4 separate regions of the Homo sapiens genome follow, and regions 1, 2 and 4 are each linked to region 3. Evidence: read pairs that join two places in POLR2A ChIA-PET (ENCODE). Cell type or tissue: GM12878. All regions are shown on one strand. Links, peaks and the distances in the headings refer to the core of each region. The heading gives the core; the rest is flanking DNA. Region 1 overlaps RAD51B (RAD51 paralog B). Region 2 overlaps RAD51B (RAD51 paralog B). Region 3 holds the start of LOC101927971 (a long non-coding RNA gene). Region 4 overlaps RAD51B (RAD51 paralog B).

What was found. Peaks named below come from ENCODE experiments on the same cell type or tissue, not always from the same donor. Only the 100,000 strongest peaks of a DNase experiment are listed, where the experiment ranks them.
Region 1: POLR2A ChIA-PET joins it to region 3 with 25 read pairs; 6 of 35 experiments call an interaction of 5 or more read pairs at or near these places.
Region 2: POLR2A ChIA-PET joins it to region 3 with 50 read pairs; 6 of 35 experiments call an interaction of 5 or more read pairs at or near these places.
Region 4: POLR2A ChIA-PET joins it to region 3 with 11 read pairs; 6 of 35 experiments call an interaction of 5 or more read pairs at or near these places.

What each region holds. Positions count from the first base shown.
Region 1 is chr14:68,310,353-68,318,467 of GRCh38, reverse strand. All of the region lies in intron 8 of RAD51B (RAD51 paralog B), which reads right to left. Among named protein-coding and RNA genes, the nearest start is that of RAD51B-AS1, 370 kb to the left of the region's middle. RefSeq lists enhancers at 4,861-4,940, 5,221-5,270. In GM12878, for the core only: no CTCF peak of the experiment used is centred there; a DNase peak (open chromatin) is centred at 5,337; H3K27ac peaks cover 3,061 bases.
Region 2 is chr14:68,279,073-68,287,187 of GRCh38, reverse strand. All of the region lies in intron 7 of RAD51B (RAD51 paralog B), which reads right to left. Among named protein-coding and RNA genes, the nearest start is that of RAD51B-AS1, 400 kb to the left of the region's middle. RefSeq lists enhancers at 1,648-1,697, 1,858-1,917, 1,968-2,017, 3,754-3,823, 7,073-7,242 and a silencer at 7,922-8,115. In GM12878, for the core only: no CTCF peak of the experiment used is centred there; DNase peaks (open chromatin) are centred at 3,677 and 4,087; H3K27ac peaks cover 4,000 bases.
Region 3 is chr14:68,399,081-68,407,195 of GRCh38, reverse strand. All of the region lies in intron 8 of RAD51B (RAD51 paralog B), which reads right to left. LOC101927971 (a long non-coding RNA gene) reads left to right here and starts at 2,874. Exons shown (of 4, transcript XR_245776.5): 1 at 2,874-3,193; 2 at 6,725-6,897. RefSeq lists an enhancer at 2,977-3,136. In GM12878, for the core only: no CTCF peak of the experiment used is centred there; a DNase peak (open chromatin) is centred at 5,185; H3K4me3 peaks cover 2,282 bases; H3K27ac peaks cover 4,000 bases.
Region 4 is chr14:68,301,699-68,309,813 of GRCh38, reverse strand. The region is part of intron 8 of RAD51B (RAD51 paralog B); the gene reads right to left. Among named protein-coding and RNA genes, the nearest start is that of RAD51B-AS1, 380 kb to the left of the region's middle. RefSeq lists enhancers at 527-596, 3,273-3,412. In GM12878, for the core only: no CTCF peak of the experiment used is centred there; DNase peaks (open chromatin) are centred at 3,363 and 3,803; H3K4me3 peaks cover 384 bases; H3K27ac peaks cover 3,821 bases.

The DNA of each region.
Region 1 (8,115 bases), core at 2,996-6,995, 89 kb after region 3:
AAATTTAGAAATAGGTTTACCCTATAAGGCCCTAGGGATTTTAAGCAAATGGTACCACTCTTCTTTTTTTTCTTTTTCTCAGACCTCCTATTCATTTCCTAAGGCTACTCAGGTGCAGTGACTACTCTTTCAAAGGTTAGCAACCAATGTTTCAAGGGATTGTTGGATTTTTAATCTTCTTGAAAGTATTACATTAAGCTCTTGGGCCAGGTTACAGCAGCCTATGGCCAGGTTGAACTGGACAAAAATAGAATTCACTCTAGCTTACAAATCTGGCACAAATTACGTGCTGGTCAAAAACGTTTTTTAATCACAGGAATCACTAGTGAAAATCCACTGGTGCTTTCTGTGGCCCAGTGGGTGTGACCACCTGATGAATTCAGAAAGAAGAAACCAAAGAAGAAAACTAATCACATCACCTTGGTGTAAAGCATGCATAACAGACAGAGTGAAATTAATGGCTTCTCTAGGAAGCCTTCCTTGATACAGGCAAAGCAGAGCCTTGTGATTCCCTTAATTCCCTTGTTTCTGACATAAGTATATAGAAATAGCTATACTATGTGATATATGTATCAATCCATTTTGGATTACTCACTGTTCTCAGAACACATCCCAAGTTCTCCTGTCCCTGAGCCTTTGCTCACATCTTTCTTCTGGACTGTTTCCCACTTTTACCCATGCCGGGCAAAAGCCTATCTCAATTTTTTCAAAATTCAACTCAAATGCAATTCTTCCCTTAAATGGTCTCTCTTTCTCTCCCAAATTCCAAGTGTTCTTTGCTTTTTCCACCTTTTCACAGATATCTAACTGGAAGGAGTGATGGACTTGTTTCTCTCATGAATGACAAAGCCCCCAAGGCAGGGACTGGATCTCACAGAGCCTCATCCAAATGGAGCCGAGGGTAGGGACTCAGTGTCAGCAGGACTAGTGAGCTTATTAACCATGTCATTGATTTCTTAGTAACATCAACTCTAGAAAGTCTTTACTGATGACCTTCCTGACATCACACGGCACTTTACCACAGAATTTATGACATCATACTGAAATTTAACAGAAACCACTGGACTACTAGTTCTTAAGGGTAGAGACATTGTCTCACTATCCATGTGTCTGCAGTACCTAACACAGTACTTGAAAATGAGAGGGCACGTAAATAAATATGTTCAAAGTGAACTATAAGCCCTTTAAGGGGAGCTTAGACTCTCATCTTCTGCTCCTTCTCATTATAACCATGAAACATTAATTGATGCTGACACCTGAGGCAGGTTCTGCAGCAGCTTCTCATTTTTTTTCAAGTAGGTCATACCATTTGGTAAGCAAAAATATGGAAAATGTTCTGAAATATAAGTGCTAATCTCAAGGTTTCATGTATTTTGAGAAGCTTGAGACTTAATTGTCTCAAATAGTTTCCTGGGTGGCCCTCTTCCTTAACCCAAGATAGCCTCATAAATTTCTGTTTCACTTCAGCATGATCTACATTCCAATTATGATCATTATTTGGTGTTTTCAAAATAACTCCAACGAAGTTCTAAGACTGGATTATATGATGACAAGACTTTATAAATTTATTATACTAAAAATCATTGAATTGTATACTTACAATGGGTGAATTTTATAGTATGTAAATTATACCTCAATAAATCTGTAAAGAAAATTAACTTCGACTAGTCATCAACAGAGGATCCTCTTATTTTTCATTTTAACCTCCAAGGTCTACCATAGTAAAAGACAGCATGGCTGTTCCTCATTAGCCAAGAGGTGCGTCCACTCTGGCGGGAGTGTTCAGGCAGGTCACCAAATGTAAACAGCCCTGTAAAGGTCATCACAAAGGCGCTGTTGTTCTGTCTCACAGCCGAGAAGGAAAGGAGAGTCGCCACAGAATATCTACTCTTTCTTGCATCCTAATTAGAAACATGTGGAAGAGGGCCCACCCACAGGTCAAACCAGTCAGAAAGGCCCCATTTCTTCTACCTAATGTTGCATGTTGGCTAAAGTAAGACCTCTCCCTGGCCTGCCATGGGAATGGTTTCAAATTATAAAAGTATCTCCAAAGGCCACCATCAAAGCACCAGTAGATTTTCACTAGTGGCTCCCCATGATTTGAAAAACACTTCCTTGACCAGCACATAATTCGTGCCAGGTTGGTAAACTGGAACCAATTCCATTTGTTTGTCCACTTCAACCTGGCCAAGGGCTGTTGTGCCCTGGCCCAAATTACACACTCTCAGACTCCCTTGGGTAGGTGAAATGCAGAACTTACAAAGTTTAAAAGCTCTAGGCAGTATCTTGGAGACATAGATCATACAAATGTCTGTATTCTTTCTTGTAACCCATTTAAGTTGAACTTAATATTTTTATTCTTCCCATTTTATAGATGGTGAATATAGCATCAATACCTAAACTGTCTCAATGAGCTATCAAGTAAATGAACAATAGGTTATATAAACTCTATTAATGCCCTAAAGAAAATGCCGTATAAGTCTAAGATGATATTTATTACAACACTACGAAAAGAGCAATGCTGTTGTTCTCATTCAGATAAGCCCTAGTTAATATTCACATTTCTTCAAACTCTGGGGGGCAGTGACTTGTTCTAGTAGTAGAAAATTAATATAAAGTCAGTTCAAGTAAAACTAAAGTTTTAGGGGCTGGGTGCAGTGGTTCACGCCTGTAATCCCAGCACTTTGGGAGGCCAAGGCGGGCAGATCATGAGGTCAGGAGATGGAGACTATCCTGGCTAACATGGTGAAACCCTGTCTCTACTAAAAATACAAAAAAATTAGCCGGGCGTGGTGGCGGGCACCTGTAGTCCCAGCTACTCGGGAGGCTGAGGCAGGAGAATGGTGTGAACCCGGGAGGTGGAGCTTGCAGTGAGCAGAGATCACGCCACTGCACTCCAGCCTGGGTGATAGAGTGAGACTCTGTCTCAAAAAAAGAAAAAAAGAAAAAAAACCTAAAGTTTTACTTTGGGCCTAGAGAGCTGCTAATGCTGGCAGACCTTATTATTTACACATACTAAAATGATGATGATGTTGTTGTTTTTAACATAGGGAGCAATACATGCAAAGACTGTTGTGCTGGCCCAACATGGGGCCTTTTGCAAAGATCAGATAGTCCAAGAGGCCTGCTTTGATCTGACGAAAGATGGGTATTTAATCTCCTATGTGGAAGAAAACTATAGTTCTTAGATTAATAACCCGCTACAGATCTGCTGCCAAACTGCTCCAAGTCTCTCCTCCTAATGTGAAATAAAATGGCCATTTACTTCAAATCACATGGTAGAGCCAGCTTGTGCCAGAGAATATGCATTCCTTCTTCCCTCATTTAGATACATAAAAGATCAGTGCTTCGGGAGCTCAGTCTGTACTGTGAACTTCATTGTTTCTTCTAAGTTTGCCAGACACAGGATGAGGGACTGACAATAGGTGGTTCTTGGAAAGAAACTTTGAAAACTAAAGGGAGTTAACTTTACATGTGGAGAGTTGATCTTCTTGGTTGAGATACACAATTAAAATGAGACAAAGACTGAAAGGCCTTCTGGTGAACCCATGCAAAGTGTCACTAGCTGCCGTTTCACAGAAAACCAACTGGGTTCTGGCAACTGGATGGTGGTGGCAGTGGGTGGGGAGGGGAAGTCGTAATTAAGAACCCATGGTTCCAGTTAAATTGGTCGCACGCTCTACAGGAGCTCTGTCTGTACTCTGAACCATCATTGCCTGTCATAAGGGCCAGAGGATCAAAGCTTGGACACAGTGGATGATCCTGAATGAATCTCTGAGCTTCTCTGTGCTGCCTCAACTCTTAAAAAATAAATAAATAAGATCCATCCACTTTGGTGTGAAATGAAGTGGCACCATGGTTTTGGCATCATAACCAAGATAAGTCTTGTTAATATTACTCTGCTCTGTAGACTCAACTGTGTGGAAGCTTTGGGCTTCCAATGTATGAACAAATGCCAGGGGCTGAATGATCAGCAGCCAAATGTAAAATCAGATTCGCTGAAAAGAGGCAAGCATTTTAAGTCTGCCTTTCAAAGACCTGCAGCCCCACCTGACTACTGAGGTCTAAATGGAAGTGATTAACACTATTTGGTTGCATTTTCTTTGGCTAGCTCATGCCTTGTTGACCACTGAGAGACATTCGGGCAGGAAGAGGGATCAGAATGAGTGCAGGGGTCAGAGGGGTAGGGGGAGGGACAGGAGAAGACACAGTGGAGTAGGAGTGAACTGGGCAGTGGAAGTGTCCTTTTATCGAATGCTTATTTTCCTCGAGGCAGGGCGATGATAGCGAACTTGCTATCAGCACTCTTGGATCAATCTTTCCAGATGCTTCTCTGAAGAGAGAATGACTCTGATCAAACCCTCCCCAAGCCAGAAGTTGAGGAAGTAGGAGGAGGAATTTTAAAAGTGGGTAATGCACATAGAATTCTTAATAGGAAGCTAGATGAACTGCTCTGGCACACAGCAGTATTCTAGTCCCTAAGCTGAAGCTTCCAGGCCTAGAGAGGCTATGGCAATCAGAGGCCACGGGGTCTTTAGCTCCTTCCTCCTAGATTTCAAGATAGCCAGAGAAAAAGGAGGAAGCTAGGCACTAAGAATCCTGGTAGTGAACAATCCTAGCTATTGTCAGCCCATTCCAAATGCCTTCTATTAGAAAAACCATTTATATCACTCAAGACCAATGCCCAAGCCCCCATCTCCCTGATTGTCACTCAATCTATGATGGTTCCAGGGGAACTGCAAGCTAGAGGTGAAGGATTCCTTTGTTTGCATCTCTATGATAGGATGACATGTGGTCCTGAGTGCCAAGGTACTAAGATAAGAGGGGTGCCCAAAATGCCCAGATGGCTGGAGAATGAAAACCCAGAGAAGAGAGCCAAGTTTGCACAGCAGACAAGGGCCACTGTTGCTGGGGCTGGAAGTGGAGTCCTTGTAGTCCACAGACAGCAGCGGAACTAAAGGGAAGCCATCCCCCGACTCAGCTGGTGGGAGTTGGGCGGCTTCCCAGCTGGAAGGGGCTCTAAAACACATCCCTGTAAGCTACCCATGAAAGACAGAAATGCCGTTAAAAACAACAAACAAAAGGAGCCGCTAATCAAGAGGAACTTCAGATTTAAGAATGGGATTCAGTCATCCTTCCAGAAAGATGCATGCCTGGGCCACAGCCCAAGAGAATGACATTCAGCTGCTGTACCCCTCTTTGGGGCCCAAGTTAGGAGGCACTGAAAGGAGAAGAGATTCACAAAGGAGGCAGATGGGACGGCCCCCACAGACATGCAGTGCAGTTCCCATAGAGAATATTATAATTCACCAGGTATAAGCAGTTGCAATTGTGATCAGCTGCTTGAAACCGAAATAATGTTTTGCATAAGAAGCAGCAAAAACCTCAAAATTCATATCGTACCCTTTCCCCATAAACTTTGAAAGTTAAAATCATTTGGTGGTTGATGCACAGTGCTGGAAATCAGCAACCAGTCATCTTGGCCACCCCCAGTTCTAACTACTCAAGACAACCCAACCAAGGGCTTTTTCTGTGGTTAGTAAAACGAAGGTATTTTGCATCAATAGACCAAATGGCCTTAATTCTTTCCCAAGCTTAATACACATAACCAGGCTACTTTGCTAACAATGGCTGCTCCCTCTATTTCTTTCCTGCTATTTTCAATACTAACGAAATTGCTCTTAGCAACATTTTATCTTCCACTAATTCCTCAAATAGAAAGGCTATAACAAACATCACCAGGTGAACCAAACAGAACAAGACAATGGAAGAGAGAAACATTTAAAGTTTGATAATTATGCTGGTAAAATCTATAAACTGTGGAAAGAAACTGAAACAAGGCATTTTAGTTTAATTGAGCTTTGAGAACTGTTTGTGTGATTACCAGGGCTGGATTATTTTTTTTTCCTTGAAAGTCCAGCTACCTTTGTTCAGGGAAAAAAAGGGAGGTTATACCTGTTGACCCAGCTGCCCTCAGGCAACAACAGGGTCAATACTGGAGGGAATTTGCAGGTCTGTGAAGACTGATCCTTCATCCCATCCTTGTCTTAATAACTGGATGAGTAAACCAATAGAATCTTCTCCCTCTGCATTTTAGCCTGCAACATGTTTTAAACTAGAAGACAGCAGAGAAGCAGAACGGTGGATCCGTTATACATTCTGCTCCGAACATGCATGGATATCACACAACTGAGAGACTCTAGGGAACTGCGATTTTGCTCTTTCCACCTTTTCAGAAGTGTCAGTGCAGGCTGAGCCAATCTTCACAATCAGAAACAGCTTCTCTGTTTATAACTTACCCTTGGATATAACACCTTTCATCAGCACTAAAAAACAAAACAAAACAAAAAAAAACACACATTTCTTCCCCGTTGTGCTACTGTCCTATACGGACTTGGGCCTTTGTGGATGAAGAACACTCAGTTATCCCTGAAAATAGACAAAATTGTATTTAGTTGATTTGTACAACATGAATTGAAATAACAATGCTGAGTTTCAATGGGTCTGTTTGCTGAATTAGAATATGTTTGGGGCCAATATCCAGTTACCTTCTATTTATTTATTTATTTATTTTTGAGAGGGAGTCTTGCTCTGCAGCCCAGGCTGGAGTGCAGTGGCACGATCTTGGCTCACTGCAACCTCCACCTCCCAGGTCCCAGTTCAAGCAATTCTCCTGCCTCAGCCTCCCGAGTAGCTGGGATTACAGGCACATGCCACCATGCCCAGCTAATTTTTGTATTTTTAGTAGAGACAGGGTTTCACCATGTTGGCCAGGCTGGTCTTGAACTTCTGACCTAGTGATCCACCCGCCTCGGCCTCCCAAAGTGCTGGGATTACAGGCTTAAGCCACCACACCTGGCCCAGTTACCTTCTCTTTAAATCTTGTCCTCCTCACAAATGACATCAACATCTATGGGTGGAGTCTTCTTAACAGCACTAGTGCTGTTTTAAGTATGATAATAAAAGGAAAAAAGGTGATCTTGAGCTGAGATAGCTTAAAGATTGCAATAGGAACAGGATACCCTTTGAAAAGAGAATGCAAGCTCTTCAGAAGAGCAAGAATTCAGGATGTCCTAGGTCACTGCTGGTGGCATTGTCATTTATCAGTGGCTGCAGAAACACGGTGGCCAGATTTCCTGAAAATTTTTTAAAAGGCTTTTTTCCTGAATTGTCTCCTGATGTAAACCATTATTTATTTGCAAGAGATGAGGGAAAAAAGGCATATACATATATTAAAACCTCAAGCCTTTAAAATAGCCATTGCCTGCTTCTCAAATGGCCTATTTAGTAAGTCTCATTTTCTTGCAATGATTTCCTCTTCAAAGTTGCCTAGGGGTAGTCTATTAAAATTTATTTTATGGGTTTTTCTTTTCTTTCTTTTTTTAACTAGATTACATGTTGGACTGCAGTTAACAACGTAGACATGGCACCGACAATCTACTCTGCATCCCTCCACTCACAAAAACGTTCTGGAGAGACTGCACTTCATCCATGCAAAGATGAGGTGTGTGGGGTTGGGAAAATGGGAGATGAGGAGTTAAGAGGTGATGGATGGAAGACCACTATCTAAACAGGTTCAAAGGTAATCTGCTTCTTAATTTTTAATTAATTAATTAATTTTTTGAGATGGAGTCTTGCTCTGTGGCCCAGGCTAGAGTGCAGTGGCGTGATCTCTGCTTACTGAAACCTCTGCCTCCCAGGTTCAAGTGATTCTCCTGCCTCAGCCTCCCGAGTAGCCGGGATTACAGATGTGCACCACCACACCCAGCTAATTTTTGTATTTTTAATAGAGACGGGTTTCACCATGTTGGTCAGGCTGGTCTTGAACTCCTGACCTAAAGTGATCTGCCCACCTCGGCCTCCCAAAGTGCTGGGATTACAGGCGTGAGCCACCACGTCCAGCCGTGACCTGCTTTTTAAAAAGACTGCCCCCTTCCCCCTCACACCCTGCATCAAGCACTCATACCTATGATGGTGATACTGACAACAGCATGGGGTTCTCCACTAATATTGTTGTGATCATATCTACCGTGTGGTTTACAGGCTTCATGGTTTTGTAAAAAACACAAGCACAGAGAAGGAAAAAGTGAAACAGTCGAAAATTCATATCAGGTG
Region 2 (8,115 bases), core at 2,166-6,165, 120 kb after region 3:
TATAGATTCATAGACCACCCAGTAGGTCCTCCTTTCACAGCCAGCAAGGCATATAAGCTAGAGAAAAGAGATAGAGGGGAACCAGTTAAAGATGGGATGAACTGCTAAGGCAGAAGGCTGGGAATCAATGTCATTTTGGTCAGAAGGCAGAGGCTCCTGGCCAGGAAAATCCAACCAACACACACACAACACACACACTAATGAAAATAGATGACTTATTTCCACTAAGTATTTAAAAAGTAGCTTAAGGCAGCAAATACCTTGAGTTAAGAGAGAATAAGCAGAATTAACTGGTCATTAGTCAGAGGATTGAGCCAACTGAGCCCAACTCTCTGCCAGTCTATGTGCCCAATGCAGACCCTCTGCCTTCAGCTGACTCATCTTTCTTTAGCTAGGCTATGACTAGACTATACCCAGGCTACACCTACCCTCTGCTCAAGCTTAATGTTCCTGGCCTTTAAGGGACAATGTATATGTCAATTCTAACTTACTCTACATTGAAGGTTAGAAATATCTTTGGTGGGGTGGAAGGGGAGGGGGCCCCATGAGTAGCCATTTTGTATACTGGAGCCTTCCATGAGTACTAGAATGTACAGGTGAAGAGAAAATTGGATAGCACTGGAGACCTGAGTGGGAAATGGCCAGGCCTGAAGACACAGCCTTTGATAGAAACAGCTCATTTTACCTGACTTTTGGTGGGGGACAAAGAAGAGGGAGTTTGTGGTCAGCCAGGGATAGAATAGGTTGGAATGTGATATCTGGTCCTGTTTGGTCAGCAGAAGAGATATTCATGATCAGCAAAATAATTATTCGATATTTAAAAGTCAGATTTTTTAAGGACCCAAGAATCTGACAAACGCCATCACTGAGATTTCTGTGGGGGCAGCTGAGAGGCAAATTTTGTAATCCCCATTTTCCACCAAGTGAACTGGAGTCACCTAAGACCAATAGTACAGATGAGATAAGGGCATGCAGGCTTCCCTGCCTGCTCTCCTTCCTAAGGCAACATGGGACACAGGAGAAGAGAGAGAAACTCTCAGCTCAGATCTACTGACAGGTGACTTCTCCAGGCCTTAATGTCATGGTCTAGAGAATTCCACCTATAAAAGTAATAAACAAATAAATCTAATATCCAGAAATACACTGAAAGATGGTCAAGATGCTACACTGTAACAAGATCAATCTTGTGATAAAAGTCTTTTCAGACTCTGCTAATAAATACCATAAATCAAGTAGGTCAATGGCTTCCGCTTCTATGAAAGTCAAGTATGTGAGGCAATCTTATATGAATTTTGACAAATTTTTGGTGGTTTTCAGTGGCTCTTGATAACATGTGGTTATCATTTCCGGCGCCCACGGGAAGTTTTGAAACTAAATTTTTCATGGAACTCATGTCTCTGTGCAACAGAGTTGAAGGGGTAGGCTGGGCTAGAGGATTCACGAAGCAACCTCAGGCATCTCAGGGGCATTTCTAGCCCATAAAAACACCTGCTTCCTCCTCCCGCCCACTCCCTGGCAGAAACCTGCCACAATCTAACACACATCAGGAAGTTTCAAAATCACTTTAACTGGGCCAGGATGGCGAGGTGCAGTGATAGTCCGTCCTGATACTTCTAGCTCTCAAGTAAACAGCAGCCCCTGGATAATCTGGGTGGCCAGAGAGAGACGCAAGAAGAGAATGTGGGTGCTGAGTCTACTCACCAACCCGCCTGGCACTAAATCCAATGCTTTCAAAGTGACGAGGCTCTGCCTTTCATCAGCTCTGAAGGCACAGTTAATCTTTTTTTCCTTTTTGTACTAAAAATGGTCTCTCTGCTTAAGGCACAGCTTTAAAAATGTTACTTTTGTATCTGAAGTGATCCTAATTGCCATATATGACAGTGACCTAGCCTTTCTATCCAAACAGAGGCCTGGGATAAGTCAGAAATTCAAGTTTTAATCCTGGCTCTGTTAAGGGTTACTGAATGCCTTGCTTTTAAGGAGACAGAGACCGGAACTTTCCTGTGAGAAATTGTTCAGGTCCATTGAGTCCTTTCATCACTAAGGTTTGAGAGAAAGGCCTGGAGTGGTTTTCCCCATGCTGTCCTCCTGCTCCCCAACCATGACGGTGTCTGCCCCAACCTGTCTGCTGTGGTAGGAGCTGGAGGTGAGAAGGAGACAAGAGGAAGAAAGAGAATAAGGAAAGCAATGAGGGCAAGAGGCAGAAGGAAGAGAGTGAGAACAGGGTAGGTCCAGAAAGGCCACGCTCCCAGACGCATGCCTCTCCCCATCCCAAACCCTTCCTGTCCACATCCAGCTTTGTATAGAGATACCCAATATTTGTTACGGAGTTTGAGCGTCACAAAAACAAATGTGGTTTTAGTATTTGCTGGCTTAGTTTTGCCATGCTCTGGAAAATCAAAAATCATTCCACGATTAAAAAAAAAAAACACAAAAATAAACTTTTATCTTAGCTTCAGCTCAGAAAATATCAACTGTCAGTTCTAGAATAAAAGCTGATAAGGTTTCAATATTCCAGCCTGCCATTTCCATCTTGAAGGACTGCACAACAATTGTTTTCTGGGAAATTCTGAAAGGCTGTGGGGAATTTTTCTTGTGAAATATTTGTGGAGAAGAGGCCAAACTTCAATTTGGCTTGAAGAAAACATGGGTGTGGGAGTCAGGCAGACTTTTATTTCTGGCACTGTCACTAACCTGCTGTGCAATTCTGGGAAATTCTCCTAACCTCTCTGTACCTAAAAGTGTTGAGTCCACAAAAGATATGCAGAGAATGAATGTATAACAACTGTTAATGTAGCAGTCTGCTTAGAATAAATGTTTCATATATTTCACCCACATTAGGATGAGTGCTGTACTCAAAATTCCACCTTTGCATTGCTTATCTTCAACCTTAAGAAATCCATCCTACACAGAACCAATGGCAGTGGCCAAGGAAAAGGGGATGAAGGAGCAACTTGAAATAATTTGTGTTTATGGTGAGAATGCTTCCAATCTTAATAAGTTCATACCTCTTATTATCAGCCCTGAGGAAAACTGTCTTCTGTAGATTTCACTGTGAAATCCACAGGCAAAGCTAGAGAAACACTCTGCCTAGTAGGGGAGCCCCTAAAGAAGAGAGTGGCTCAGTCTGAGGGAATGCAGAAGGAGGAGGTGAAAAAAAATCTCCTCAGCTTTGCACAAGCACACACTCGCTCAATCACAGAGGGGGCTGACGCAAGTAGTGCTTCCGTGCTACTTTTGACCACTGAGTTCAGAAAAATGCATTGAAGTAGAATTGTGTCTGCCATTTGGCAAAAGTAAACACACAAGATAACCATGTGGCTCCCTAAGGCAGCTTTCTCTTTGGCCTACTTCTCTTGGGGTGCACATGCAAGGGGATGCAGTGGAAACTGTGGGCCGGCAGCTACCGTGCCATAGACATAGGTGTGGAGAGCTATGGTTCCACTGCTGGCTGCCCCACTGGCCCCAATGGGCTGAGGTTAGCACGTGTTGGTTCCGGATCTCAGATGGGGCCGGCAGTTGTAAAGAGGCCACAAACAGCAAGCTAGTGTGCTGTTTCCACCTTCAGCCCAACCCCGACGGCATCCTGTCAGTGATCTTGGGCCCACTGCAGGAAATAACATGCACAATTGGTGAACTGTGACAATGCAGCCACAGTGGCTTCCAGTGGTGTATTCGCCAACTGTGTGCAATTTTGCAGTTAGTATGAGGCCAAAAAAGTCTCTGGCCAGCTAGAACCTGGAAGAGAACAAGGCCAATGGTCAGATGACTCTGAGGTTCACATGGATGTGGAAGAAACTATCCTACCAGCCTTCTGCTGCACTGTACGTGTCCTGTGGCCAAGTTGCTTTGGTGTGTAGTTGGGTATCCTTGCCTGCTACCTGATCACTGCCCACTGAGTCCCATAGAAAGGCAGAGGAGGTGAATTTCCAGCAGCTCCCCGAGTTTCTGCTGACCTTTTTAGGTGTTTTTATTACCTGTGGTGCTTTCTATTCATGTGTACTCCTGGGCTCTGGGGATTCCCCTCCCTTTGATTTACAAGGAGGATTAGAAAGACACAGCTTTGTGATCGGTCCCTCACAGACGGCTGGTATTAAGTGATTTCCCCTTCTTAGACTCATTTGAGGCCAAGAAAACAGTTCTGTTGAATCACTTGCTCCTTGGAGGTATGAAAATAGGGCACTTGGGGGAGTCCAACCTGATAAATACCAACATTGATACCCTTCAGCCTCAGCTACACTTCCAGTGGCATATAGTAGAGCGGAGTTGAAGCAGAGGAGTCTCGGGTCCCCCCCAGCCTCTGAGAAACCTCCAGTGGAGAGTAAGCAACTCTGGGCTTACTGCTTGTATTTCTGTGCCACCAGCACAAATGGCATCCTAACCACCAAGGGCTCTCCAAACTCACTGCCTGGAGAGGTGCAACCAATTCTATCTCCAGAGTGAATCTGTAGCATAAAATGGGAGCAAAGGCCACTCACTATGTATTGAAACAGAGGTCACAAGGTCTGCCTAGGAACAAATTTCCAAGTTAGCCACCTCATCAGATATGCTCTTGAACAAAAGTTATTTATTTGATGTCCTCAAGGAAGGGATATTGTGTAAGGTGTTATTTTTAAAAGGAGGGGTGGGGGCAGCTGAAGCAATGCTGTCTGTGTCTGTACTTAAAGAAATGACATCAATATAGACACACAATAATAACCTACAATTAAACAGACTCAACACAGGAGACACACATAAGAAGAACAAGTCCAGAACAAATATATTGAAATGGCTAAATATTTACATGGTAAGTAGGGGCAGGCTTCCTCCCACGGTGATGCCCTTGGAGTGGAGATCTTCTATCATGGTTACTAACATTCAAACTCCCAATCATGTGGTACAAGCCCGTTAAAAAGGATGTCCTGAGGCTGGGCATGGTGGCTCATGCCTGTAATCCCAGCATTTTGGGAGGCCGAGGCAGGTGGACCACCTGAGATCAGGAGTTCAAGACCAGCCTGGCCAACATGGTGAAACCCTGTCTCTACTAAAACTACAAAAAATTAGTCAGGCGTTGTGGTGCGTGCCTGTAATCCCAGCTACTGGGGAGGCTGAGGCAGGAGAATCGCTTGAACCCAGGAGGTGGAGGTTACAGTGAGCTAAGGTCACGCCATTGCACTCCAGCCTAGGCAACAAGAGCAAAACTCCATCTCAAAAGAAAAAAAAAAAAAAAAGGATGTCCTGGCCAAAGGCAGATCACACTTGAGGCACAAGCCCTACTGCCAGATGCCAAACAGGTTTTTAGTCTCTGATACTGGCTTGGAAATGGCCTCCTGGAACACTGTCCAAATGGGAAACGTGAGGCTTTCAGGACTCAAGAGTCGCTAGAGAGGAAGGTGAGGCATATATGCTGTGCACTGGCTAAACCTGCCCAGTACAACTGCATGTGGGTGCTAGACCATAGTTTTTCTCCCTCATTTTCAGGTAGCTATTTGTCGCCTCTCATATGACATCATTAATAAGAATAACCATGTCATTTTACACGTATATGGTACTTTATACTTTTCAGGGTATGTTCACAGAATGGTCTTAGCTGATCCTCAATGCAGAGTGAGGGGAGCTGGGAAGTGACTGAAGCAGCTGTCCTGGGTTAGGAGGGTGGACTCTGGAGTCAGATCCCCTGGGCTTCCAGCTCAGCTCCACTGCCTACTAGTTGTAGATTATTTATTCCACACCTACTCAGGTAGATTAGTTAATGTCTCTGTGCCTCACTTTCTTCAACTGTATAATTGGCATAGCAATCTTACCTATTTAAGGATAAATGAGTTAGCATATAAAGCACTTAAGACAGTGCCTAACACATATTAATATTATCCTTTTACTTATTATTCTATTGCGTTCAATTATTCCAATAGGAAAACCAAGGCTTATAACATTCTCGTTCTAATTTCTCTATTTCTCATGGTTTACCCACCCCAAATGCCCCAGTCTGAAATAGCCTCCTTTACTCTGTAAGTTTCCATCTTTGAGGGGCCAGTTCAAATCCTACCTTTTCCATGATATCTTTGCTAACTATTCTAGCCCTAACTTTTCTCTCACTTCTTAATACTCATACTTTACTTCTTTTTCTTCTATTTTTTTTTTCATTTTTTTTTGAGACAGGCTCTTGCTCTGCCATCCAGACTAAACTGCAGTAGTGCAATCACGGCTCACTGCAGCCTTGAACTCCTGAGCTCAAGCGTTCCTCCCACCTCAGACACAAGAGGAGCTGGGAACAGAGGCATGCACCACCACACCCGGCCAATGTTTTATTTTTTGTAGAGACGGAGTTTCCCTATGTTCCCAGCCCAGGCTGGTCTCAAACTCCAAGGGTCAAGTGATCCTCCTGCCTTGGCCTCCCAAAGTGCTGGGTTTACAGGTGTGAGCCACCTTGCCCTAGATAATACCCTGACTTTAGAATCAATACCAAGTAACTTAGTACAAGACTTTTTATGTCATTTGTGTTATCCTTCTCTCTCTATGGTGCACATTTCATGAGATTTTATGTGTTTCTACATCTCTAACCCTATTCTAAAGGAGTGAAGGAGGAAGAGAGGAAACTCACGTTCACTAAGCATTTCCTATGTGTCAGACCCCTACCAATTGCTTGAGTTGTGTTGGCTTATTTTATCCTCACAACTCAGTGAGGTAAACGTTATCATCCTGGTTGTAAAGATGAGGAAACTGAGGTTCAAGAAGTTGAGGTATTTTTTGAGATCAAATAGCTGGCACATGGGAGCACCAGACGCAGACCTGGTCTACCTGGCTCTCTAGTCTATCACATAAAAAGGTTCTCAATATGAAAACTCATGGTCCCACGGATATTTGTGGATTAATTTCCTCAGAATAAGGCATTCACTGATATCAGATTAACCAAGTCCCATTTGTTTAATGCAAAATCATTCATAAAGAAAAAACTGTACAAAATGTTTAAGTATAAAACAAATTTTGAGTAGCAAGAAGAAACCAGTCAACTGTTAGAATTCTGTTTGTTAGAGTTGGAAACACTGAGTCTTCAGGCAGGAGGAACCATGCTCCAGTAGGTCCGGCAAGGGAAAGGACACAGACTCCTGGGTTCTATTTCTGTCTTGGCCACCAACCACTCTGCTAATATTTTCACTTCTGCTGAAATGTGATGACGAGAGTTTCAGAAGATTGGTTGTCACATAAGAACAGAATAAGAGCAGGCAGTTAGCTGGTTAAATGTGGAAGAGCCACAAACAACACTGGGATCTGGAATAGGAGTTCACAGGTGGGAAAAATTCCATTTGGGCATTTGTCTTCTCAGTTTCATTTCAACGCACAGAGAGCAGCATGGGTCTGGAACCAGTCTTAAATATACGTGATGATAGTATCTGTGTTTTCAAATGCATACCTCTAAAACTAAAGGTCTTTAGTTTAAGAAATATTTTCTTGTTTTTCCTATTTGAAATGATATTTGTATTTATTTTTCGGATGGGTTGCTCTGTACAATGGTAGTGCTAAATAAGAAAAAAAATAATTAATTCTTAATATATTTGGGAACCAGCGCATGAAGTATATTAGTACCTCTATAACCTGACAGAGGTCCTGGCCTTATGTTAAAGACTCAGCTAGGATAGAGGTGATAGGGCCAGGGGTTTGTCTTTGGTCTTTGAAGTCATCTAGCCAAGAGGCCAGGCTGTTTAACGACTGGTAACTGAGGAGGGTTTATGGCTGTTCCTGCAGTCCTTCAAGGTATACCATGATCCCTTTGAAAAAAGGGACACAGAAGCTGGAAACACTGACTACCAATCCTACATACCTAAAGTCCCACTGAATTCAGAATCCTGGAGTTCTGAGCAAATCTCATGGAAGCCGTCCTGCCTTCATCAAGGCCTGGAAAGGCATCACTGCCGAGAACAGATGCCCACATGCTTTGGAATGAGAGGACAAGCAAGCTTTTTTCTGTCTGGTTATTGACAACACGGTGTTCCTTCTCATGGACTCCTCCTGCCCTCCCTAGCACCACACTGAAATGACTAAATCTGCCTGTTGGCTCCAGTGAATCCAGTCAAATAAGTCAATTCTCTTTAAGTTTGTGGTCTCAACTCCTTGTTGGTTTATTGCAAAATTAAAGGG
Region 3 (8,115 bases), core at 2,695-6,694:
ATACTTTTATGTAGTTTATGTATTTACTATACTTTTAATGTATTTACTATACTTTTATGTACTATGTACTTACTATACTTTTTTTAATCATGATTTTAGAGTATATTCTACTTATTTTAAGAAGTTAACTGTAAAACAGCCTCAGGAAGATCCTTCAGGAGGTATTGCAGAAGAAGGCATTGTTATCATAGGAGATGACAGCTTCATGCGTGTTATTGCCCCTGAAGACTTTCCAGTGAGACAAGATGGGCGGGTGGAAGACAGTGATATTGATGATATTGATCCTGTGTAGTCCTAGGCTAATGTGTGTGTCTGTGTCTTAATTTTTAACAAAAAAGTTTAAAAAGGTAAAAAAATCTAAAAAACAGAAATAAGATTATAGAATAAGGATATAAAGAAAATGTTTTTGAACAGCTATGCAATGTTTGTATTTTCAGTTATGTTATTACAAGATCAAAAAGTTAAAAAATTAAAACATTTATGAAGTAAAAAAGTGATAGTAATCAAAGGTTAATTTATTATTGAAGAAAGAAAAATGTCTCTATCAATGAATATAGCCTAAGGATACGGGGTTTATGAAGTCTACAGTAGTGTACAGCAGTGTCCTAGGCCTTCATGTTCATTCATCAGTAGGTGCACTCACCAACGGACCCAGAGCAACTCCAGTCCTATAAGCTGCAGTCATAGTAAGTGCCCTACACAGGTGTACCATTTTTAATCCTTTTACCATTTTTATTGTACCTTTTCTGTTTAGATGTGTTTAGATACACAAATACTTACTACTGTGTTCCAATTGCCTATAGTATTCAGTACAGCAACATGCTGAATGGGTCTGTAGACTAGGAGCAATGGGCTATACTATACAGCCTGGGTTTGTAGTAGGCTATACCATCTCAGTTTGTGTAAATACATTCTATGATGTTCACACAATGTCAAAATTGCTTAATGATGCATTTCTCAGAACCCATCTTCATTGTTAAGTGACATATGACTGTATATTATAAAGAGGCCAAACCCACGCCTGATGTATGTCAGCATGCCTGAGTTACTTAACACAAGGTCTGAGACACAGAGGATGCTTATAATACTGACTAAATGACTAATTAAAAAGTTATTTCCACTAAATTTTGAATCATATTGTATCCTTGTTTTGGCAGCAGATTTACATCCTTAATTCTATCTTGCTTAGCTAAAATTAACAGGTTTACATTTTTCAAGTAAACTCTAGAAATTAGTTGCTTAGATGCCTGCTAAGTGATGGGATCAAGGGAGGCTAAGCTCTAAAGTTTGTCAAGAAAAAGCTACATGTGAATAATTAGGAGTTGCTAGTTAAGCACTCAAACTTTTTTTTTTTTTTTTTTTTTTTGGTGATAAACTGTAGGAGTTTCTCGGGTCTAAAGGAAGACACAGGATGTCTTCAGAGATTGGAGCCACATTTGGGCCAGGAGCAACTATTTAAAGGACTCCGCGTCGCTAAAACAATAAGAATAGTATAAAAAAGTACCCATGTATTTGGTTGTTTTCTGGACAGGTAAACCCAAGTCTTAAGTAAGGGCCATGAGTACAGATGACCACAGAAAAGTTTCCAAAGGAAACCCTGAGTGAGCAAGCTTGACTGTAGTCTACTATAGACTTTAAAAATATCCATTTGTATTTTTAGGAGTTCTTACAAATATTAATCCACCATAAAAGTAATAACAGCAAGGCCTTGAAAGTTAATGATAATGAAAGGCAATTTTTAAATTTTTTTTTAGAGAAAGGGTCTCCCTTATTGCCCAGGCTGGAATGCAGTAGTATGATCATAGCCCACTGTAACCTTGAATTCCCATGCTCAAGCAATCCTCCCACCTCAGCCTACCGAGTAGCTGGGACCACAGGCACATGCCACAATGATTGGCTAACTTATTTTTATTTTTCTGTAGAGACAGGGTCTCACTATGTTGCCCAAGGTGGAAAGGCAATATTTTTTAAGGTACTATGTGCTAGGCACTATGTAAGCTTAAATCTTGCTGAGCTTCATATCTTAGCTACATCTCTTTTGATCCTTACAACAATCCTATGAAGTGAGTAATATTAACATCCCTATTGACAGAATGAGGCTATGAGAAACTAAGTCACTCCAGTTCACATGGTTAGTTACTGACACAGCCAGGGTTCGAAACCAGGCCAACTGAGTTTTAACCACTACTCCAATTAGCTTTCTCTGGGCTTATCATGTCTCTCATGTCAAATAACGTGTTATTCTGCCAGCCCACAAGAGTCTTGAGAGCTCAAAGGCCCATCTCTGGGAGGATACCGATGGAAGTGTGTCATGAGGATCTTATCACTCATCTGAGCTCTGCATGTCACTCAGGCTCCATACTCGGCTTCCTCTGTTCTGATGTACAGTGATAACCCAGGGCAAGGGGTTTCCAGAAAGACAGCACATACTCTGGCTCAGCAAGTTACTTAATCTCACTCAACTGGCCCAGCAGCTGGATTCACGCAAGTCAGGTGGCCTGGAACTGATCCTCTCTGGTTGTAGAATTAAAAATCTGGCAAGGATTGGAAAGATAGTTTACTTAATAGGGCCTCAAGTATAGGAAAGCAATTGAAGGGTGATTGCAGTGATAGAATCACTTGAGAGAGGGAGGTAGGGAAACTGTAAGTTACTATAAAGTTGTGACCTTATTTTAAACTAGAAAACTTAGTGGTCTCTTATGTCTTTTGACTTTCAAGCATTCCTGTGAGAGGGCTGGCATAAATGATTGTTAATGCTGTTGATGGGAAATTTAAAGTAGGAGGAATCTGCCTACTGGCTTTTAAGAAAAGGTGATTTCCTGCAAGATGACCTAATTGGTTAGGAAACAGATAAGTGAACCTTCTCTATGTTCACTTTAAGAGGAAGTTCTAAAAATTGAGGTGCTCACTCCCTCTCTCTCCTTTTTGATGATTGTGATATTTAGACCTGCCAAAGCAGTATAACTTCATTGTCTGGAATTTGGTTAATTCCAATGCAAATACAAAAATCAAATACGTGAACTGAGCTTTGAAAATATTTTCATTTTTGAGGATTTTCATTGTTATGGGATTGAGCCTGTAGAAGTCTCTGTGTAAGCTACATAGAGCAAATCTAATCTACTCACACTGAAGTCAGGGCTCTGTAAAAGACTGTGGGAACATTCATTCTCCACTCTCTCAGAGACTCTTTTAGGTAAGTCAAAGCATGTTCTCTTTCTGTGATTGCTAACCCATCTGTAAAATGTGAATAATAATTCTGGCCTCCAGGCAACCAGAGGTTCTTGATGACCCTTAGATGAAGATACTTGATATGTATAAGTGACAGGAACAATGATGATCAAACACTGAAGATGAAATTCTAGGGAGGAAAGAAGTTTAATCATTATCTCCTGCATTTTTTATTCTGTTAACAATGAGGCAAGATAGTAAATCTTAGTTGCAAAGTGGTTAAAACACATGATTTGGATTCTGGAATATCTTTCATGACTATCTTTTGGATCCAATTCCTTACTCATTTGGTGTGGGAGTTGGTTATGAAGACGAATTTCTCACAAGGCAAGGAGCTGTCTCTCTGCTCTGTATACATGGGGTGTAGCCCTCGTGCAATCAGACTGGAGGAGGATAACCAGGTTGCTATGTAGCCTTGATTTCCAAAAAGGTGATGGGCTTCTGGTACCAACCCGTGTCAGTATTTAGAAGAGGCCTGTTGGAAAGCTCTTAATGAGAAAGCTCCTTCTCTGAAAACATTTCAATTTATGACTCCTGTGCTAAGCATTTCTAGGAGATCAAACTGAATCTCTAGTGCATAACAGAAAAGCATTTGCCCTGCAGCAAAAGGGTCAACTTTAAAAGAATGCTTTTCCATGTTAAAAAAAAAAAAGTCAAAAAAACAAAGCAATGACTCCCAAAATAGGAACAGAGGGGAAGGAAAAGTTCATGGCCTTAGCGGACTGGATATTCTGGATATTTGGTCCCTCCAGTCCCTGCAGATGAAAGCCCATTTATTTAGAGTAGAAAGAGGAAATTTAAAAAAATAAAGGAATAACAATACCTACAAATGTTTTCAGGATTGAAATAAATCCAGGGAAGAAGATGGTATGTTACCACTGGAACTGCATTCTCGTTCATATCTCTTGTCCTCACGTCCTGAAGCACATTCCATGTAATGCATGATAGCCTGTGGCCAGCTGCTGGCTAGAAAGCAGGACCCTGCAGTTCTATTTCTGACTCCGTCTGGGCTTTTGATGAGACCAGGTGGGAGAAGGAGAGTAGTGTAACAAAGAACCTCAGAGTAGGCCTTGGTAATGAGCAGTTACCTAACCTCACTGAGCCTCAGTTTCCTCATCCATGACAAGAAGGGGTAAATGACCTCAATAGTTCCTGCCTTATTAAAAAACTTTGAGTCTTTGGTATTTTGATGATATGAATGAGTTCCTCATCGAGAACCTCACTTGTTCCAGGAAGTTTGAGAATGCACCACTCCATGCGCTGTCTTTGAATCGCTGTGCCCTACCCAGCACCCGTTTGTGCTTGAAAAGAGCACAGGCATGGGTTCTTTTGCTGATAGCAGATTTCTCTCCAGACTAGAGATTTTCTTAGTCTACCCTACTTAGTAAGACTTTATGATGGGTAAACCTGTGCTGACCAGTGGCCAAGTCCCAGCAAACACAACTTCATAGTAACAAAGCTTAAAGACGGGAGTCTGAGTGCGAGACTAGGGATCAGAAGGATTCAATTCATTCATTCAATTCATCATCCATTCAATTCAGCTTCTCCTGTTTAAAACTAGGCCCCTGGCACTTGCTGAGCATGGTTCTTTATTGGACCATCCATTTGAACTGGGGAAGGGACTGAGAATCTTGGTTACCTCTCTTGGCAGGTCATCAGTTCTTGTTCCATTCAATGCAGAATTTTAGCAACAAAAGGCGAAGAGGATGAGTAAGTTATTAAAGCTGGGAAACTGCCTATAATAGGTTATTTTTAGAATAAAGATTCAAGATGACCTACAAGCTCTGTGAGACCACAGGACAAAGGTGTCAAAGAAAAGAGACTGGGATAGGCTCAGACATTTATCTTCCAGCAAAATTAATTTCCTTGAGGGCTTGTGGTTCACTAACTGAATCTGTGAACCAGCTGTATTTAGGGTGCATTCTACTTCCTTGGGTCTCTAAAATTGACAATGGTCTATAGGTCAGGTTCCAACGGAAGTGATATTTCTGACCTAGCTCTATAAATAGAGCACTGGAAAAAACCCATCAGCTGCAATGGCTCAGGGACCACACGCTATCTATTAAGTAAGCAACCGCAGTATTTGTGCTACCATTTTAGATACGAAAAAATATATCTTTTGTTATTTATAATCTTCTGAGCTTTGAGATTCTCAAAATACTTTAAAGCTATTAGTCGTCTTTCAGATTTATAAATACAGGATCTGAGGCATAAAACTATGTAATAACTGCTTCAACTAATACCATTTACCCACCGAGGAAGGCATTTGGCTGGTAAAGAATGGGCTGCTTCACTTTAGTAAAGCAGAAAATTTCATTCCTGATGTCTCTTGGCTGGAGGTGAAAGGAGTGAATGCAGTCCAGAGGCTTTACTTGCACAACATACCTAGGCTGATGCAAGTCTCAGCAAACTCGTTACTGAGAAAGGTAAGAAATGTGAAGCAGAAGACAGGAAGAAGTGAGGCAATCAGAACCTCTGGAATGCAAGAGTTAGGGATGGATCCTCCATAGCACAAGGTAGGGGAGAAGCGGGGGTGAGCCATCCACTAGGCTAGAGACTGGTATGCACCAGCACAAATCACTCAACAACTCCACTGGCTCATGGACAGGGAGAAAATACCTTCAGTTTCCCAGAGTCTTAACAAAATACTTTAAGTTCTTATCCAACCAGGACATTTTTGAAAATGAAATGGGGACATTTTAATAGTTATACTGGGATAACAGAGATAAACTGAGCTTGCCCTGAGAAAACCAAGACATATGTTATCCTACAGAGATACTATGTAGGAACTGTCCAGAATCACAGTGAGCATGCTCACTTTATACGAAAAGCTTCAGTCTGTACTAGGATTCTCTGCTGTGTCTGCAGTGTCGATCATCAAGGTCTCAAAGATGGCAAGGAAAACAATAGTAGGCATAAGAAGAACAGAACTAGATTGTCTGAATAAAAAGAAGCAATCTCCTCCCATCAGCTCAACTCCCAACATTCTCCAGGAGGCCATGCCCCTGAACCTTTTCTCCAATACAGCTTTCCCCTTGCTACCTTCTACTTAAGGAAAGGAAAAAAAAAATCCTGAATGGTGACTTGTAGTGAAATCTCTTGACCTTTGCAAATAAGTTTTTAATTAAAAATAAATTCACTCATTACAGAAAACACATATTACCCTTAAGTAAATACTAGCAAAATAAAACAAAGAAAACAAAAACCTAACCATTTAAAGAAATCTGTGGCACTTTCTCTTTAAATTTAGCTTCATTCAAGACAAGCCAGAAAGATGCTTGCATAAAATATGTTTTTTTTCCCCCACAGTGTGTTCTATCTGTTCACCATGAAATCCTCAGACCACACCTTTCAGCTGTCCTGGTATGAGCTTTGCTTTCCTGCTCCCATTGTAGAGTCAGAGGCAGCAGGCGGATACCAGAGTTGAATTCTAATAAGTCTTGTGTATTATACATGGTCACCATCTCATTTTTTGACCACTTGATGTTTGTTTCAGATGGCACTGGCTGAGGCAGAATGAATACAGCTGCTGATTCTGATCTCACACTGGGTATATCCCTGAGTGCTGGAAAAAACATCACCCTCAGAAGTGTGCATTCAGCCAGCTGCCTTTGGAGAGAGCTGGGAAGGGTGCAAAGTGGCATGTCCTTTACCAGTCACTCTTTCTGGGTAAGATTCAAACTACAGTGAAGTAACATTTGGTCGCTTTACATATCCAACGAAGTACTTTGGGACAAGGAGAAAGCCAGGTGGCCACCCACTTGACTGAACAGCAAGGGGACACACCAGCAGTCATGTGGTTTGCCTTCAGGAAATCAGCTCACAAGGCAAACCCAGGGCTGAGAGAGGGTCCTTTGCCCAGGCCTTAGCTTGTGAAGAATCAGGCCTGGGTAAGCCTGCTGTTGCTTCAGGCCCACTTTGGATCACTGGCTCTTTGCAAGCAGTAAGAACAGAAGAGAAAAGAAATATGATTTGTTTATTAGGAAATATGTTCTTGAAGAAAAATTTTTCTGGGAGAACATCAATGGCTTTAAAAACCATTAGTGCAAAAAGACATTTCAACTAAAATGCCATGTCTAATCCTGGACTGCATCCTGGAAAAAACTGCCATAGAGTACATTATTGGGACACCTGGCAAAGTTTGAATATTGCCAGTATATTATATAATAGTATTGTATCAATACTAATTTCCTGGGTGAGATCATTGTACTGTGGTTATGTAAGAGAAGTTCTTGTTCTTAAGAGATAAATGCTGAAGTATTTGGGGATGAAAGGATATGATATCTGTAACTTGCCCTCAGATGGTTCAGCAAAGATAATTATAATAAGTTAACAATATTATAAAATAAATTGGTAACTAATATACAAGAGATAAAAATAAATGAGGCAAAGTGTTAAAAATCAGGTAAAGAGCTGGGCTTGGTGGCTCACGCCTGTAATCCCGGCACTTTGGGAGGCCAAGGCGGGTGGATCATGAAGTCAGGAGATGGAGGCCATCCTGGCTAACACGGTGAAACCCCATCTCTACCAAAACTACTAAAAAATTAGCCGGGCATTGTGGCGGGTGCCTGTAGTCCCAGCTACTCGGGAGGCTGAGGCAGGAGAATGGCGTGAACCCGGGAAGAGGAGTTTGCAGTGAGCCGAGATTGCGCCACTGCACTCCAGCCTGGGCGACACAGTAAGACTCCATCTCAAAAAAAAAAAAAAACACAAAAAAAAATCAGGTAAAGGGTATATGGGGAGTTCAATATACTTTTCTTGGAACTTTTCTGTAGGTTTGAACTCTCCTTCCCCCCCAAAAAAATTAGTGGGAAAATGTAGGTTGGCCTTTCCAGAGAGATTACTTGGTCATTGATATAAAATCAAGACATGGGATTGGATCTCTGG
Region 4 (8,115 bases), core at 1,190-5,189, 96 kb after region 3:
CAGCGGCTCTGTGGCGGTTCCCTCACCATGTCTTTGGCAGACATCCAGCCTCTACCATTAGTTGGGATGTTTTACAGCAAACAACACTGCATTAAAAGATGCTTATTTAGGGAGATTTAATTAAAGTGATTGGCATTATTATCATTATTGTTATTATTAAAATATTATGGAAGTTCCTAAATGCAGAATGAGAACTCCATGCCCCAGTGATTTTCATCTCCCAAAATAATAAAAGTTAAATCTAGCAGGAACTATTTGGCTTTATGATCTTGGAAGATACAGTGTTGCTTAATGTCTGCTGGATTCTTCCTTTGCCCTTCACTTTTCTCTACCTCTCCGTGATTTTTCTTTCTTCTCTACCTGAAAATAAACATTCTTTACCTTCAGGACTCTCATTTGCTGATCCTTGAGTCGTGATGGTGATGAGTAATGATGCCTCTGTGGCTCATTTCACTACAAGTACCAGTGCCATTGACTTGGCTTTTACTTTAAAAACTGGGAAGTGGGTAACAGACATCCACACTTCATGAAGCTGCTCTGTCTCAAATGCTTCCCATCAGACAGAGAGAAACAGAGCTTCCTTTCTTGGTGGAGAACATGAGCTATCTTTTATGCCTTCTCAGTTAATGAAGGGTCTTACTGTAAGAATAGCTTTTCCAGTCCATAAGCAAGATAACTCGTGAAAAAAATCTGCTAACATTTCTAAGAGATAAATATGAAACGCCCATCTTAAGTGACACAGAAACATCATCAAATAGTGTAGTGTTGCATCAAAGATATGTTCATAGGTCTAACAGTGAAATAACTGGTGTTATGACATGACAGCGAGGATTTTTCCCTCTGTTTTGTAAGAGCCTTCTCTCTCAGTTTTGTCCATGAGCTGAGAGCAAGGGCAGCTTTTCCAATAGAAAGTACATTTGGTTTCAATTCACTTTCATAACAACAGACACTAACTCTTAGGAAGATGGAGAACATTAAGCTCCATTGTTCAGGCTGAGGATGACTGACTTGGGTGGCAGAAAGCTAAACAGTCTCTTTTCTGAAGAAGAAAATGCCTACGGGTGTAGCAAATCTCATTCCCAAACAGCCCTTTTTTTTTTTTTTTTTTTAATGACACAGATATAAATGACAGTGAAGGAAAATTAAAGAATCATCTCAAATCATAGAACTGGGAAGGGACCTCAAGAAATCATCATCTGATTCAGCCTCCTCTAGAAAGTTTTGTTTCTTAAATAATTTTATAAACACCAAGGCATTGTTATTTAACAAGGTCTAAGGGCAGAGAAAAATATTTTATAAATTATTTTCGTAAGCTGCTTGTAGGGCCTTTTATTATCTTAAATAATGACTAAATGAATGAAATTCTTTGAGATTTGGCAGCTTTAAGATTGCAGAGGTTGTTAAGAGGTAGAAATAGGATCCATGTTGTGTCCCTTTGGCAAAAGAAAATACTCATGCCACTGGTTCATGTCCCAAACAACCAGAAACTCACTCTCCATCTTTCTAATTTTTCAGAAATAACCTGTCATGTACATTTCCTTTTCTCTCACTGACAGAAAAGAAGGCATATTGGATAAGCAAATATAATGGAAGAATTCTGATGTGCAAAATGTCCTAATAAAGGGTCCTTCAGGGCAAAAAATACTCAAGTTGGGAGTTATGTAATTCTATCCTTGATATTATTTAGAAAACAACAGGAGAAAATACCATCCACCGTACATTCCTCGAGAACCTCCAATCAAAGGCTCTAGCATGTTTCCTGGCTTCAGACTGGCTATAAATAAATTTAATAAGGACGAAAAAAAAATCACTGCATCATTTACAGTTCTCTCTCAACTCCAGCTGACAAAAATCCAGTCCAGATGTTTGTGTTGCAAGAACAACAGTAAGAGGGTGAGCCTCAATCGTGAATATGAAAGCCCAGAGAGGGTGAGTTTGAAGAGAAAGGGAGAGCTAGGTTGGCAAGGAGGGTGTGAACAAACTTGATTTGATACTAGCTTACAGAAACACAGTAATTAATTTATTTTGTGTATAAGAAATCCAGTTTATTAGCCTTTCCTCTGCCTCATCTCCCTTTTCAAAGCCACTGGAGTTTGGCTGGTGAAGCTTGAAATGGTTGTTCCATAACCTTTGCTTTTAAATTAAACAAATGACTTCAGATTTTGGAGCAGTTGTTGACTCAGGGGAAAGCATGCCATTAAAAGTGTGCCAGAGACAGATTTAATTGGTGCAAGTCCCAAAAACTGCTTGAAGTACAGGCTTCCCACATATAGATTTCAGGGAAATTACTCAAAGGCCGCACAGCTTTGTCAGAATTTGAGATGTGAAACAAGGCAGCTGAAAGACTCCATATCAAAAGGGTAAATTCAATTCAGGAGATATTAATCTGATTACCTAAGTAAGGCTGTGAATCGGATATGCTCCATTGTGTGCTCTCGTTCAACCTGGACAGCTGGAGGAGCCAATAGCTTCCTTTTCTCTGACATATAATTAAGTTTTAAGAGATGATCAGGTTACGGATACAAAGTTTTAAGAAATATATCATTCAGGAGTGGCATTTACAGTGCTCGCCTGTTGCAAGAGACATTGTTCACTTTATTTCCTTGAGCCACACTGGAGAGTGTGTGGATCAGGGCCTAGGGGCTTGGTGTTTGTGTTTCAGGCTACAATAAACGCCCTCTGTGCACCTGCCTGGAGGAAAAACCAGTCCAGCCGCCTCCCAAGACAAAAGCGCCCTGTATTAAGTGCTGAAAACCCAGACATGAACTGACCCTGTCAAATTCCAGATAGGGAAAAAAAAAAAAAATCAATATTTTCATCCAATCCAAGAGGAGCTGTCATGTAGGTTTCTGGATTTCCTTTCTCATCTGCACTAAGTCTGAGCAACAATGACCTGTCAACAGAAGTCATCTCCTTTCTCCTGAGTCTCCTCGTCTTTCTAGATTCCTTCCCTGATGGCACAACCCATTGCCTGGCATGCCATAATCTGCCCTCCAGAGGTCAACGCATTCTCCCACTCTTTCTCTACCAGGTCTTTCCCACTGGAATCTCACTTCGGCCATGCAAGTTCATCTTCTGAAAGAGAACATTACTAACTCATGTGTTTTCAACGAGTTTTCCAATACACACTTGTCACAAACTCTAGGTACATTTAGAATTGCAAGAATGTTTATTAGGCCAGAGGATCAAGGTTATATTTCTTCCATGCTCACTGTGGTTTCCAATGCAAATTGGTCAAAAGATATACTGGGTCACACATACCAATTTCAGATGACTTCCTCTGAGAGAGCTGTTCAGCTTGGGCTTGTTCTAATTCATGTCTAGAATTAATCATGCTTGTCTCAGCTGACCTGCACATTCTCATGGAGAAAAAAAATGATTTCTTACAAATATGAAACCCAGCTAGGTGAAGTTTCATTTGTGAATTTCACCAGAGGCATGGGCAACTTTAACCTAAGTCATGGGTAAATAAACTGAAAAGGACAAGGTGATTACCTGAACTTGAAAGTGCAAGTTGGTTACAGGACCAGAAAGTACTTGTGAATTGCAATCTCCTACTCCTCTAAGCCAACCCAAAATGGAGAGAGAAATTAATTAAATCATGATTTTGATAATTATTTAAAACTGCCATAGACAGTAAAGCTTTGGCTACAAACGTTTGTTAATATATTTGATGATGAATAACTAAACTTTCAAGGTTAACAGTTTTCTCAAGGTTCTTCAATAGCTCCTCCAAACTCTAGCCCAGAGGGGAGGGACGGATGTGGGAACCAAGATGATCAGCACAAGAAAGCCAGTTCCCCAACACGGCCCTTCCACTAGGATGTGCTCGATTGTTTGTGTCTGAAGAGAGGAGAGGAACCAAGCAGCATTTTACTTCATTTGGTGCTCATTAAACAGCTGGCCGAGAAAAACAGTCATCCACCACAGGTACTAAGCTACTTCAACCTATACCATGCTATGATGGCCAGCCTGGCAAGTTCTCAGTGGAACAGGGGACTGGTTAATAGCCTGCCACCTTGTAAGTGGGTCTAACTCAATGATGGAGGTGGTCTGCTGGCTGATATCCAGGCACTGCAGACACAGTGAGTCAGGACAGACCAACCAAGGGGCCCATCTTAGTTCTGCCCTGACATCCTAAGGCAGTGGTCCAAGCCTCCATCACAAAGATCATGATGATCTCTCCTTTCTGTGAATGCCTCTGATATTAAAAATCTGCTTCTCTCATCCTGGCAATTCATTAGATGCTGTACTACAGTGTGACTTCAACTGTTTCATGTCTGTGGGCCTCACGTTCTGGATTTTCCTTCTTTTTGTAACTTTTCTTGTCTTATGCACTGTAGTGCAATACATATAGCCAGTTTAGATGTAAAGTTTAGCTTCATTACAGTATGCAGGAATTCTAGGGTTCCAACCAGATAAAACTGAAAAACACTAGAATTAGCCTTTATGTTTGAGAGGGGAGAGGCCAAGCCTGATACCGTTCTTATGGCCTCCTGAAAATTCAGCAAGCATTTCACATTATAGATGCTTCATACTTAACGTGTAAATGAATGAACAATTGAATGAATGGACCCAGTGCTCAAATTTTGGTTTCAGTCTCACTCTACTTGGGACAGTAAAGAGTTCTGCAGTAAAAACAAGGAAGGGAGAAATTTGAACTATACCAAGTGGTGGGAATACATCACAATGACTCAACGGGATGTAGGGAAAAAATACTAGAACCCACTTCATATTTTAAAAATTCTATTTCTGGTGTGTTTTATATAACTTTATATAGTAGCACTATAGTTTTTGGCAGCAATTTTCCATACTTTGGGGCAATATGCTAAAAAATGATGGGTTATAGATTCAAAAGATTGCTGCTCTAGATATCCAATATAATAACAGTGACAAAAGAAATGTGACAAAATGCTCATAGATGGGTTGGTCCAGCCTTCTTCAAGAGGTGAACAGAGAAGCCTGTCTGAGGCTTGAACATACCAATTTGCTCACCGAAGACAGAATGTGACAGAAGAAGCAAACTGAAAGGCCTGCCAGCTTCACCTAATGCAAGCTCTTATGTGTATAGCTGAGGGAATTGAGGTCCAGGGAAGTTAAGTGCCTTGCTCAAAATAGTACAGATGGTTTGTGGCAAAGCTGGTCCTTGAATACAAGTCTCCCAATTCTAAATGCAGTGCTTCAGCTTCTGTTAAAACACACTGCTTTTCTACTGACTATCAGCATAGAGATTTCAGGGCACACATAAAGAAACAGCTGCACTTATAGTGATGCATGGAAACCTCTCAAATCTAACAATGACAGAAATATGTGATCATAAGCTCTAGCTGAGGTAGTTGTATGATCATCTTGAAGAGCTGAGTATGGTATACTGGTCAAGAGCACAGACTCTAGAGCAAGACTCTAGGTTTGAATGCCAACTAATTACTAGTTATGCGATCATCAGCAAGTTATGGAAATACTTCGTACTTCAGTTTCTTTGTTTCTAAATTGAGGGTGATAATTGAACCCCACTAAGTTGTTGCATTTTTATGTGCTTAGTATAGTGCCTGACGCATAATAGGCACTCAATATTATTATTGCAATCATTAGCAAAAGGAACATAACACTTGTATTAATTTCCATAGTGCCTTTTTTTTTTTTTGAGACAGAGTCTTGCTCTCTCGCCCAGGCTGGAGTGCAGTGGCGCCATCTCTGCTCACTGCAACCTCCGCCTCACAGGCTCAAGTGATTCTTGTGCCTCAGCCTCCTGGGTAGCTGGGATTACAGGCATGCACCATCACATCCAGCTAATTTTTGTATTTTTCATAGAGATGGTGTTTCGCCATGTTGTCCAGGCTGGTCTTGAACTCCTGGCCTCAAGTGATCTGCCCACCTCAGCCTCCCAAAGTGCTGGGATTATAGGTATGAGCCACCACACAGAGCCCTCATAGTTCCATTTAGTACTTTAAGTCATTTGCTATTTTCTCTCACATCCTAGCAGAGTTATAGATAGCCTGACACCATTTCTAACTGTTAGGCGCCTTGATAAATGGAGGGCTCGCCTGATGTTATTCAGAAGGCTGGTATACCAAAGAAATCTCTCCTGGGTTGGTAAGGTAGGAAGCTAGAACCAGACCTGGCCACCCAACATCTCAGAAAGGTTAAAACTTATTCTAAAGTTCTCATTGCTTTAAGAAGTTTAGGGCTAACCCCACCCCAAAGTGACTTGCCTCAAAGAGATCAAAATCCAAGTTCTATAGTTTCATCTCCATCCCCCTAACCTGTAAATGGCTGCCTGAGAAAATGCTTCCAACTACAAAATGACTCCGTCACTTCCGTATTTCTTTTTCTTTTCTTTTTTTTTTTTTTTTTTTATTATACTTTATATTCTGGGATACATGTGCAGAACGTGCAGGTTTGTTGCATGGGTATACATGTGCCATGGTGGTTTGCTGCACCCGTCAACCTGTCATCTACATTAGGTATTTCTCCTAATGCTATACCTCCCCTAGCCCCCAACCTGGTGTGTGATGTTTCTCTCCCCGTGTCCATGTGTTCTCATTGTTCAGCTCCCACTTATGAGTGAGAACATGCGGTGTTTGGTTTTCTGTTCTTGGATTAGTTTGCTGAGAATGATGGTTTCCAGCTTCATCCATGTCCCTGCAAAGGACATGAGCTCATCCTTTTTTATGGCTGCATGGTATTCCACAGTGTGTATGTGCCACATTTTCTTTATACTTCCCTATTTCAATGGCTCCCTATTACCCTCAGGAAAAAATTCAAACTGATCAGCATGAGGAATAAGACCTTTCTGTTGGGAGCAAGCCCCCCAAAATCTTGCCATAAACTGGCCCCAAAACTGGCCATAAATAAAATCTCTGCAGCACTGTGACATGTTCATGATGGCCATAATGCCCACGCTGGAAGGTTGTGGGTTTATGGGAATGAGGGCAAGAACACCTGGCCTGCCCAGGGTGGAAAACTGCTTAAAGGCATTCTTAAGCCACAAACAATAGCATGAGTGATCTGTGCCTTAAGGATATGCTCCTGCTGCAGTTAACTAGCCCAACCTATTCCTTTAATTTGGCCCATCCCTTCGTTTCCCATAAGGGATACTTTTAGTTAATTTAATATCTATAGAAACAATGCTAATGACTGGCTTGCTGTTAATAAATATGTGGATAAATCTCTGTTTGGGGCTCTCATCTCTGCAGGCTGTGAGACCCCTGATTTCCTACTTCACACCTCTATATTTCTGTGTGAGTCTTTAATTCCTCTAGCGCCACTGGGTTAGGGTCTCCCCAACCGAGCTGGTCTCGGCAATCCGGCCCCTGCCTGGATTCCATGACGGGGGCTTTTCCCTCTGTCAGGTGCACTTTCCCCTTCTCTCTCTCCTATTAAGAACTGCTGTTAATTCTTCACATGCCTCCTTGTTGTAAAGTTCCTAGAGAGCCTCCATCCCCAAGCCAGGACTCCTATCTGTTCCCCAAAAACATCCCAAACCTAATGCCATCATGACACCAAATGTAACCTGCTTACTTGTCCGTCATAGCCACAGCCCTTCCCCTCCCCTGATTGTGAGCTTCCCATAGAGCAGGGACTGTAGCATTTGTCTATGTGTCCCAAGCACCTGTCTAACACATGACCTAGCAGATGGTAGGTGGCTAATAAATATCATTATAGTGTATCACACTAAGCTACTCAGTCACCACCCTTGTGTGAAGGTGGGAGATTTCTCCTTCAAAAGCTGAGCTGTTCCACTTCTGTTCTTTCCTTTCTCACATGGTTCCCTGAATTGCCTATTGCCATTCATCATACAGTATTTATTAACATCAATTATTTATTAACTATTATTGTCAAGCACTTTTCTAAGATGTGGAGATCCAGCACTGAACAAAAGTGACAAAAATTCCTGCCCACAAGAACTTACATTCTGGCCAAGCGCAGTGGTTCACTCCTGTAATCCCACCAATTTGGGAGGCCAAGGCAGGTGGATCACTTGAGGTCAGGAGTTTGACTAGCCTGGCTAACATGGCAAAACCCCATCTCCACTAAAAATACAAAAAAATTAGCCAGGCGTGGTGGTGCATGCCTGTAATCCCAGCTACTCAGGAGGCTGAGGCATGGGAATTG